Regions from separate parts of the Homo sapiens genome. Here regions 1, 3 and 4 are each linked to region 2. A link is a loop called in an ENCODE intact Hi-C map of the cell type or tissue named here. Cell type or tissue: CD4-positive, alpha-beta T cell. All regions are shown on one strand. Region 1 overlaps CCDC57 (coiled-coil domain containing 57). Region 2 overlaps SECTM1 (secreted and transmembrane 1). Region 3 overlaps CSNK1D (casein kinase 1 delta). Region 4 overlaps CSNK1D (casein kinase 1 delta).

Region 1 (2,500 bases), 120 kb before region 2:
CAGGGCAGGCTCCTCCTGCCAGTGGGACCTCAACCTGAACATCACTGCAGGGAAGCTTTCCTAACTTCCATCTCACGTTGGCACAACGCCATCACCCCAGTGTCGGGTGTAGTGAGTCCCACTGTCTGGCACAGTCTTGGCGACTGAAACATTTTGTACACAGAGGACATGCACACACCTGTGCACACACCTGTGCACACACAGGGAAAGAATTGGACTATCAGCAAATACACATTAAATGATGGAACACCACTGTGATCTCTGATGACTCAGAACCCTTCACACAGTGCCCGTGAGTCATGACAACGGTTCTCTGCAGAGCCTGAGGTCTGCGAGGTCTACGGGCCTCTTCTCTGAGGGACTGCTGTGGCCCCCGTCCTGTACCAGCTGCCCTGCCACTGGGCTTGCCTCCTTAACTCATTGGTCGCAGCCACCCATGGGGGTTGCCGTTCTGAGAATCTGATCATGCAATCTTATCTGGCCTCAAATGTGCCCGCGACTCCTGACCATTTTCAAAATAAAGTCCGATCTCCTTGGCACAGCGTATGAAGACAGACCGAGGACACGGCCCAGCCTGCGTGGCTCCAGCTGCTCCCTGCAGGCCCAGAGCAGCCTTTATCTGCCAGTTCCTGTGCACGTGCTACTCCAGGTCCCCATGCCCCCATCTCCCCACTGGGTGAGGTTCCTTCCCACCAGGTCTCAGGACTCAGCGGGTCACCCTGTTTTCAAAAGCTTCAGGCAGCCAGGACAGGCAGATGGCACGTACCACCCCCTCTATGTGAGATGGGTGCTCCCAGGCCTCTGTGCTCTGCACAGAAGAGCAGCCTGAAAAATCCATACAGCAAGTGACTCGGTGCAGCACCCGGTGAGAGCCCAGCATCTCCAGCGCTTTATCCATCACACTCAGGACCCATAAGAAGCCCCACACACCAAGGGCCTGTAAGTCAGCCGGGCTCGGCTCGCCTTTCCTTCTGACCTCATCATAGAACGGCCTGCTCTGTTTCTGTACAAATCCCATCTCGGGATGATCCCCAAAGCCCCAAGGCTGAGATTAATTGGCTTTCAAAAGCACGGACTCAGCATCTGGACGCAATCTGCCTGTCGGCCAGCAGGCGTCCCCAGCAAGCACCTGGTTTCAAGAAGGACCATGAAGCTTCCGGGTTGGGGAGCGGCAGGAGAAGCCGCCGGGGAGGGAAGGCCTCGCTGTGCGTTCACCCTCTTTCAGGAGAACCAGTGGGGCTCCCTGAACCAGCCAGCTCCCAGCAGGGGCTGGAACAGCATGGGTGGGCATCCCATCACTTTGATTTTCTCATTTTAAAAATACTGAGCTGAGCTAACGGTGATGTTGTAGGTTTACCTGTTGTGGTACAATGACACATCATGGTTTTCTTGCACAGTTCCTGGCTCATAACTCTCACACGTCACAGTCTTTTGTTGCAATGTTGGGCGTGTCAGGCCTCAGGAAACAGAATCCTTCCAGGTCTCCACTCTCACCTGACTTTCCATTGTAGGTCATAAGATCCTCCCCAGAGCTCCCACCCTCTACCCTGGGGGAAGGAATGCTGACTTCAGGAAGCCTCCCTAAACACCCAAGAGGACAGGGTGTGGAGAGGTTCCTGGGGAGTGGTGGGTGGGGTGTGGGGGGGTCCTCCAGGAAGCCTCTTCCCCCATATCTCCCCTTACGCATCTCCTCATCTGTATCCTCTGTAATACCCTTTATAATAAACTGTTACACGTATGTGTTTCCCTGGGTTCTGTGAGTCACCCCAGCAAATCAATCGAACCCAAAGAGGGGGCTGTGGGAACCCCAACTTGAAGCCAGTGGTCAGTCAGAAGTTCCGGAGGCCAGGACTCGCGACTGGTGTCAGAAGCGGGCAGTCTTTGAACCACCATTGCAAAATTATAACTCAGACAGTGAAAGAGATCTGACCTAACCAATTCCATCGTGCTTCTAACCTCCAAGCTCTCCTTGTTCATTCCTGGGTGTAGGCCGAACTAAGTTTAGGAGGAACTTAGTTTATAGTTTGAAACAAAGACAGTAACAGCCCTTTCCCGAAACAAACCCCCTTTTTGCCTGGGGACTAGACTGCCTTTGTAGGACTAACAAATTAGCCAAAAGATTAGAAATTATGGTTTAGGGCCAGGTGCAGTGACTGGCCCCGGTTGTCCCAGCACTTTGGGAGGCTGAGGCTGGATCACTTGAGCCCAGGAGTTCGAGACCAGCCAGGGCCACACGGCAAAACGCTGCCTCTACCAAAAATACAAAAATTAACTGGGGCGTCGCTTGTAGTCTCAGCTACCAGGCAGGCTGAGGTGGGAGGATCGCTTGAGCTTACGACGTTGAGGCTGCAGTGAGCTGTGATTGCACCACTGCACTCCAGCCTAGGTGACAGAGTGAGACCCTGTCTCAAAAATAAAAAAAAAAAAACAAAAAAGAAATTATGGTTTAGGAGTCATGCAGCTACAGGCTACAAGATTCTGACCTTCCCCAAATTGTTCC
Region 2 (2,500 bases):
AACAGCATTCCACGCAGCGGGATCAGTAGGGCAGAATCCCTGAGGCCAGAGCGTGCCTGGTGTGTCTGAGGACAGCATGGGGCCGGGTGGGGTTGGGGGCTGCAGAGGGAGACACAGACTTCCACACACGGAGGGGGAAGGCAGCGTGAGGACCAGCACTAAATCCCAGTAGGGAAAACAGAAGCAGAGATAAGCCACCAGGAAAAGATGAAAATCCTCACGGACTCCAGCCCCAGGCTCTCCTCCTGGGTTTCCTGCCTGGGTGCGCAGGGGACATGGCGACCGCACTACCGATTTCAAAGTGACTTTGAGGCTGGGCTCAGGGGCTCATGCCTGTAATCCCAACACTTTGGGAGGCCAGAGTGGGAGAATCGCTTGAGCCCAGGAGGTCGAGCCGTGATCGCGACCGTGTACTCCAGCCTGGGCGGCAGATCTAGACCCTATCTCCAAAAAAAAAAAAAAAAAAAAGAGAAAAGAAAAAAGAGAAAGAAAAACTTTGACCTGAAGACACGCCAATGCTCTTCAGCCTGTGTAGGCAGGTGTGACCCCCGTGCGGGGGTCCCGGGCGCTGTGCCCACAGAACAGGGTCTGACCCAGCACGCGGACGGAACCTTATTTTAACCCGAGACACAAACGCGCCCCTCTTGGACCCTGGCTCCGGCCCGACCCTCAGGGCGGCCGGCTGTGCGAGGCCTCGGTCACCGGGCGCCGCCGCGTCCCTGCGGGGTCTCCACCTGGCTGGGGGCTCCCCCCCGTCTTCATCTCGAGGACGCCTTAGGGACGTTTTGGGGCTTAAAGCCACTAAAGACGTTTCTTTCAGATTTTTGTTTTCCATTTTAAAAATTGCATTTGGAGCTACTTGGAGGTTTGTGAGTCGGTTTGTTTTCTTCATTTCAGATATTCGAGTCATGGAACTTTTTCAAAGAACTGAAGGGGGATTCCCGGTGATTTTTCCACCCCATACAGATGAAGACATCAAAGGGCCCCGCCGCAGTGACGAAGACAAAAGCATGAACAGATCTGGGTCCAAAGAGGCTCGGCAGGTGCGGTGGGCACGAGGGAGCGACCCCCGGGTGGCCGAGGGACTGAGGGATGCGCGTCCAGCCCCGGAGGGCGGCGTCCACCTGACCCCCCAGCCCGAGCCGCCGCCGCCGCCTCCCAGCCCGGCCTGCGCTGCCCCCTGGCGGTGGGGCCAGGAGCCATCCCAGCCTCTAAGCCCCCGACCCTACCTCGGCCCCCGGGGCTGCCGCGGAAGGGCCCCCAAAGCCTGCTCATAGCCAAGGGACAGGTATGTGGCCAAGGCCCCCCACAGCCCTGAACTGGAGTGTGTCTGAGGCTCCGGCAGGGGCCCCCTCACTTGGGCGCGGAGCCCTGGGAGTGGAGAGAGCGGACCCCACACCTGGGGCCGGACCAGCCTGGGGTGGCAGAAAGGGAGTCCGGGTCTGTGGGTTTGATGAGGGCAGAGGGAGGGGCATGCGTCCTGGTAAGTCGGGTGCTGCGGAGGTGAGGTGGTTCCATTTTGGAAACTGAGGAAGCAGAGCTTGGAAGACCTGGGGGGTGGAGGGGAAGGGTCTGCACGCACCCAGGAGTGGGTGACACAGAGGCCCAGCCTGCCAAGCAAGCCGGTGTCTGTGCCCTCCGGGTGGGACGAGAGACCCAGGCCCCGCCACCCAAGGTCGGCACTCAGGGCTGGCTCTCCTGTGTCCTCTCTGCCTTGCAGGCGGCTATGGGTCTGCGGCATATGGAAACAAGGGTTGGGGGGACAGCAGCTCCAGGGCTCCAAGTGGTGAGGGTTTGAACACCAGTGCCAGCGGCCTTGGGGTGGGCTCGGAGTCTGGGGTCCACAGTTCAGCGGAGGCTCTGCTCAGGCCCTGCTGGGCTCCCGCTCTGAGGGCTGCGACCTTCATCTGGGGTTCTAGGAGGAAGAACTTCTTCTGCAGGGGGAGGAAGGAGGTGCCTGTGTGAGCCGCGCGCCCCCGTGCCCACAGCTCTGCCCTGGGGCGTGCGTTCACACTCACGGGCATACGTGCTCATGCACACCCCCACCCCCAGGCACACTCCCAGCCCTCGCCTGGGTTCTGAAACTGCTGGAGGTTGAACCCACTCCCCAAGGCACCCTCAGCAAGAGGCTCCCTTGGCTCAGAAACTCCAAGTTCCGTCCCTGATGGAGACCACGCACCCTGCCATGCTGCCCTCCAGGGAGTCCTGGGGACAGTGAGAGCTTGCAGGAAGGGCAGGGCGGGTCTGGGTGGGGAGCCTGGCTCTGTATTCTTGACCATAGCCGGCTGGGCCCCTGGCGGGGACTGGCTCTCTGGGACCGGTGCTCCCCCCACCCTCTCCTGGAGCCCCAGCAGGTGCAGGACAGTAAGGCTGACCTCAGCCTGGGGCAGCCCCACCCAAGACTCCCCACCCCGCACAAACTGGGGTGCAGGGCCTCCTACCTCCCGGCGTTGCTGGGAACAGCGGCACCTGTACCAGGCGAACATGACCAGAGCGACCA
Region 3 (2,500 bases), 64 kb before region 2:
AGTATCAGTGCTGAAGGCATAATCAACACTATAAAGGCACACGGGCCAGGTGCAGTGGCTCATGCCTGTAATCCTAGCACTTTGGGAGGCTGAAACGGGAGGACTGCTTGAGCTCAGAAGTTCGAGACCAGCCTGGATAACAAAGGGAGACCCTTGTCTCTACAAAAAATTCTGGAAATTAGGTGGGTGTGGTGGCACGCTTCTGTGGTCCCAGCTACTTGGGAGGCTGAGGCAAGAGGATCACTTGAGCCCAGGAAATGGAGGCTGCAGTGAGCCGTGATGGCACCACTGTGCTCCAGCCTGGGCCACAGAGCAAGACCCTGTCAAAAAAAAAAAAAAAAATCCATTTTAGAAAAAATGGGTGAAAGACCTGGACACTTCACCCAAGACGTTACGTATGAAAAGTCAACGACCACAAGAAGATTCTCAGAGAGATGGAAAACACATGCTGGTAAAAACATGCACAGGAATGTGCACCGCAGCCTCACGCCACAGTCAAATTCAAATGCTGCAGCAACAGGTGGGTTTCTCAAAATGCCACCCCCAAAATACGTCCTTTGGTCCTATTTTTTTTTCTCATATCCACAAGAACATGTCTCTTCGGTATGTTTTCACAGCACTGGATCCGCAACTATACACATGGCTCTACACACATACGGCTTGTGAACGGCCTGGATAAACCTTTTATGTCCTTCCATGGCAAGACAGATTTTTAGTTTAGTCTTAAAGCAAGTTTTGGTACCACTAGGGAAATTCAATTCATTTAAAAAATTGTTTCATTATTTTATTGTTTTGAGACGAGGTCTCGCTGTCACCCAGGCTGGAGTGCAGTGGCACCATCTCGGCTCACGGCAACCTCCGCCTCCTGGATTCAAGCAATTCTCCTGCCTCAGCCTCCTGAGTAGGTAGGACTACAGGTGGGCGCCACCATGCCCAGCTCATTTTACTGGCCACATGTATCGCCTCTCCTCTGAAGGCATGTATTTTTTTTTTTGGCTAAGTTTTTCTATCATGGTATCTTTTTCCTATTCATAGTAGTTCTTTATAACTTCTAGATACTAAACCACTGCAGGTTTTTTGTGAGGCAAGTATCTCTCAGTTAATGGCATGTTTTTTATTTTCTTCTGGAGTTTCTTGATGAAAAGACTTTTCATGAATATGAATGCCTTAATCTTTTGCTTTATGAGTGCTTTCAGTATCTTACATTAAAAAAATAGTTTCTGCCCTCAGCGTCAAAAAGAGATGCTATTGTTTTTTTTTAAAGTGTTAAAGTTACTTCTACTTCTAACAAAAACAGTAATAGGGGCCTGATTCGCCCTCACACCTTAAGTAACTAAGGGAAAGAACAAAACACACACCCTCACACATCACAGGGTGGTTTCCACAACACTGGGCCCGGCCAATGACTGACAGCCGTGCCAGCCAGTGACAGCTGTGCCTGAGGGCGGGAAGGAGCCGTGAGAGGGCGCCCTGGGCTGCCCCCTGCACTGCTGGGAGCATAAGCACAAACGCCAGACTGAACAGATCCATGGAACCCAACCTCATCCCAGAAGAGAGCTGAGGAGGAGCCTGCAGAATGTGGAAGAGCACAGCATGCGTGACATTCTCAATGTCCGGCATCCAAAGTGGAAAACAAACCTGGAGTAAGAGGTTAACTGAACAGACCCGGATGTTCACATCAGCAGGGAAAGCCATGAAACGTTACTACAGATTTCGACTGTATTCCACCGTCGAAAAGTTTTTTAACTGGCCAGGCTCAGGCCTATAATTCCAGCACGTTGGAGGTGGAAGTGGGAGGATCACTTAAGTCCAAGTTTGAGACCAGAAAGAAAACATACTGAGACCCCCGTCTCTACAAAAAAATTTTAAAAATTAGCTAGGCATGGTGCTGTGTGTCTACAGTCCCAGCTACTCGGGAGGCTAAGGTGGGAGGATGGCTTAGGCCCAGGAAGTCGAGACTGCAGTGAGCCGTGATTGCACCACTGCACTCCAGCCTGGGTGACAGAATGAGACCGTCTCAAAAAAAAAAAAAAAAAAAGTTAAAGGCATGAGGCATATACATATATATGTGTATTTATGTTTCGGTCTTTTATATATATGTATATATTTATATAAAAAACATAAATGTATATATAAACCTGAACATATGTGTATATATATATATTATATATATGCAAATACACATCTACTTTCAGATTTGGGAATAGTTGCATTCTGCGTCACAGTCGAGCATCCCTAATCTGAAAATCCAAACTGCCCCCATTAGCATCTCCTTTGAGCATCATGTTAGCACTCATAAAGTTCCCGACTTTGGGTGTTTCAGATACTCAACCTTATTACGGATTTGTGAATTCTTTTCTCTCTCTAGATGCAGCATTACGGATTCCCAAATTCCCTTTCTCCACTCCAATGAGTCACAGTTCCTTCTTCTTAATACTCATTTTGGAGTTTTCACTGTCCCAAATTTAGGCAACAGATCACCTTTCAAACTTTTTCCCGT
Region 4 (2,500 bases), 51 kb before region 2:
GGCATGCTGGTGTGCGCCTCTAACCCCAGCTACTCAGGAGGTTGATGCGGAAGAACTGCTTGAACCCAGAAGGCAGGGGTTGCAGTGAGCTGAGATCGCGCCACTGCACCCCAGCCTAGGCAACAGAATGATACTTTGTCTTAAAAAAAAAAAAAAAAAAAAAAAGCAGATGGTGAGTTAAGCGAACCTAACCAGAGTGTGGCCCTGTCCTGGCACAGGAGGGTAATTCTGAATTACCAGCCTGGATGCTGGCAACTCCCATTAAGGATTGTCTTGTCAACAAAAAAAACAGGGAGACGCCTTGAGCAGCAGGACAAAGGTCAACTCGCAGGGCAGCGGTCAGCAGTACCACGACTTCTCATTACAGATGCTTGAGTTAAGGAGAGTCCAAGGTCAACAGAGGCTACAGCCCTAACACTGCAGTGAGGAGACCCCAGAAGCTACAGGAAGAACAGGTGGTCGCTCTCCTCTCATGGCTGGTCAGCATCTTGGGGCCCTATTGCATACCAGGCACCCTGCAGGCTGCCTCTTGAGAAATCAGTCAGTGAGGGGAAAAACGTGTGCTTCAGAGATGAAGCAGTTAGCTCCCAAAAGATGCTTGTGCACATTATGAAGTCAGTCCATCCAGGTAACAGGTGGACAAATGGAGGCCCTGACAAGCTGATGGTGCGATGGGATCAAGTACAGATGCCAACAGATTCATCTGTCCAGCCCACCAGCCAGGTAATCCAGTCCTGCCACTAACCTCCAGAACACACTACAGGTGAGAACAGAGGCAGGACCAGCTGGGCTCTCACTGCCTCTCTGCATGGGCCGCCTGCGGGGTGAACACAGCAGGCCTCTCCCTCTAGCCTAGCCCAGCTGAACAGTCCTCTTCCGCCAGACACCCCTGTGGTTCTGGGGCTGGGAACTCATGGTCCACATTAAGGACACTGGCTGTTTTCAAATGTTACCAAGTTTATTTCCAGTGGTACTCTGCCAGCATAAGTGAAAGAACTTCTGGTTTATGGCCACACCACATGGACACGGATGCGGAGGGCGGCACAGGGCCGGGGCCAGGTCACACAACAGGCTGCCAAGGTGTGCGCTCCACAGGTGTGTGTGGGCTGTGTCACCTTCCCAACCTGCCCTCCTGAAGGGCCTTGCGGATCTGGCAATCTCAGACTGAAGACAGATTGTTCTTTTTGGGGTCCCACTTTCCAAAGCCTGGGCATTCAAGAAATAGCCCCAAAATACTGCCCCCTTTGAAGGGGCAATTTTGGAACACGACAACCTGGCAGGGCCCTGCAGTGAGCACCCGCCCTCCAACTGTCACAGCAGGGTCGGGGCAGGCAGGCCCACACCACGCTTCTAGCCCACAGGCACTCCACTGAAGCACAGCCTTCCCCCCTTCCTGGTCTCAAACATCTGAAAGCACAGAAAGTCCCCGGTAGAAAAACAAGAACCCAAAAGCCAAGCTCAAAGCAAGGTGAACCCCACCTGGAGGATACCAAAGTGACAACAGTAGGAATGGTCTTAACGATACTCATACTAGAATATACACGACACACAGAGGTCAAGATGAAGACCTAGTTCCTCGATTTATGTGTAACTGGCTGCCCAAACAAAACTATGGTGGGGATGACCGATCCATCTCATAGTCTTCAGATCAGCCATCTTTGACTCTAACTGCCATTCTGCTCAGACCCACGCTTCTTTCAAACTGCCTTACTCCGGCTAACGTGACCACCTCGCCTTTCCTCCGTGGGGTCGTCTGAAAGGACCACAGTGTAGGCTAGGAGCCAATGCTGATGGGAAAAAAAAAAATCAGCTGTGCCTAACCCCACTCAAGTAACTGGACGTGTACCCTGATGGGTGGCTGTCTGGGACGGCTGTCTGGGGGCTCCAACCCCAGGGTGTCAGAGCCACAGCCGCCCGCAATCCCGTATCCAGCATGACTGTATGCCCAGCGCGAGGTGAGGCCTGGAGGGTAGAATGCTGAGTGAGGAGACAGCCTTCCACCCTCCACCTCTGGAATTACTTGGTGACAACCACACCAAAATTTGTCTTAATCTATCTTTGGAAAGCACAAAGTTGTTTGACAAGGTCTCAGATCAGAGAACAGATAGTTTCAAAGTACTTCTTATTTATTTATTTTTTGAGACAGAGTCTCACTCCATCGCCCAGGCTGCAGTGCAGTGGTGTGATCTTGGCTCACTGCAACCTCCGCCTCCCAGGTTCAAGCAATTCTCGTGCCTCAGCCTCCCAAGTAGCTGGAATTACAGGCAGCCACCACCACGCCTGGCCAATTTTTGTATTTTTAGTAGAGATGGGGTTTCGCCACTTTGGCCAGGCTGGTCTCCTGACCTCAAGCGACCCGCCCACCTCAGCTTCCCAAAGTGCTGGGATTACAGGCGTGAGCCACCACACCCGGCCCAAAATACTCCTTTTTGATGCCTGCCTAAAGGTGGCTAATGGACTGGCTTTGCAGTGTAACTCAGATCCTGGGGTTAAAACTTTC

Evidence for each region. A loop is a pair of places that touch in the nucleus more often than their neighbours do. Peaks named below come from ENCODE experiments on the same cell type or tissue, not always from the same donor. Only the 100,000 strongest peaks of a DNase experiment are listed, where the experiment ranks them.
Region 1: a loop joins it to region 2, with 7 times the contacts of the local background. A loop is called at or near these places in 60 of 110 quality-filtered maps.
Region 3: it touches region 2 in a loop (4-fold over the local background); 39 of 110 quality-filtered maps call a loop at or near these places.
Region 4: a loop joins it to region 2, with 11 times the contacts of the local background. A loop is called at or near these places in 13 of 110 quality-filtered maps.

Annotation. Positions count from the first base shown.
Region 1 is chr17:82,204,924-82,207,423 of GRCh38, forward strand. The region is part of intron 1 of CCDC57 (coiled-coil domain containing 57); the gene reads right to left. Among named protein-coding and RNA genes, the nearest start is that of CCDC57, 6.7 kb to the right of the region's middle. RefSeq lists enhancers at 266-1,067, 844-1,023, 950-1,244, 1,068-1,869, 1,354-1,413 and 1 more. In CD4-positive, alpha-beta T cell, CTCF peaks have their summits at 1,136 and 1,335; DNase peaks (open chromatin) are centred at 325, 664, 1,138 and 1,418; H3K4me3 peaks cover 335 bases; H3K27ac peaks cover 1,168 bases.
Region 2 is chr17:82,320,437-82,322,936 of GRCh38, forward strand. SECTM1 (secreted and transmembrane 1) reads right to left here. Exons shown (of 5, transcript NM_003004.3): 4 at 2,442-2,500; 5 at 588-1,934. The coding sequence ends at 1,725. Among named protein-coding and RNA genes, the nearest start is that of CD7, 4.1 kb to the left of the region's middle. RefSeq lists silencers at 976-1,155, 1,166-1,315. In CD4-positive, alpha-beta T cell, CTCF peaks have their summits at 1,184 (motif pointing left) and 1,383; DNase peaks (open chromatin) are centred at 965, 1,835 and 2,195; H3K4me3 peaks cover 440 bases.
Region 3 is chr17:82,256,186-82,258,685 of GRCh38, forward strand. The region is part of intron 2 of CSNK1D (casein kinase 1 delta); the gene reads right to left. Among named protein-coding and RNA genes, the nearest start is that of CSNK1D, 16 kb to the right of the region's middle. In CD4-positive, alpha-beta T cell, no CTCF peak of the experiment used is centred here; a DNase peak (open chromatin) is centred at 1,416.
Region 4 is chr17:82,268,955-82,271,454 of GRCh38, forward strand. The region is part of intron 1 of CSNK1D (casein kinase 1 delta); the gene reads right to left. Among named protein-coding and RNA genes, the nearest start is that of CSNK1D, 3.5 kb to the right of the region's middle. In CD4-positive, alpha-beta T cell, no CTCF peak of the experiment used is centred here; a DNase peak (open chromatin) is centred at 1,403.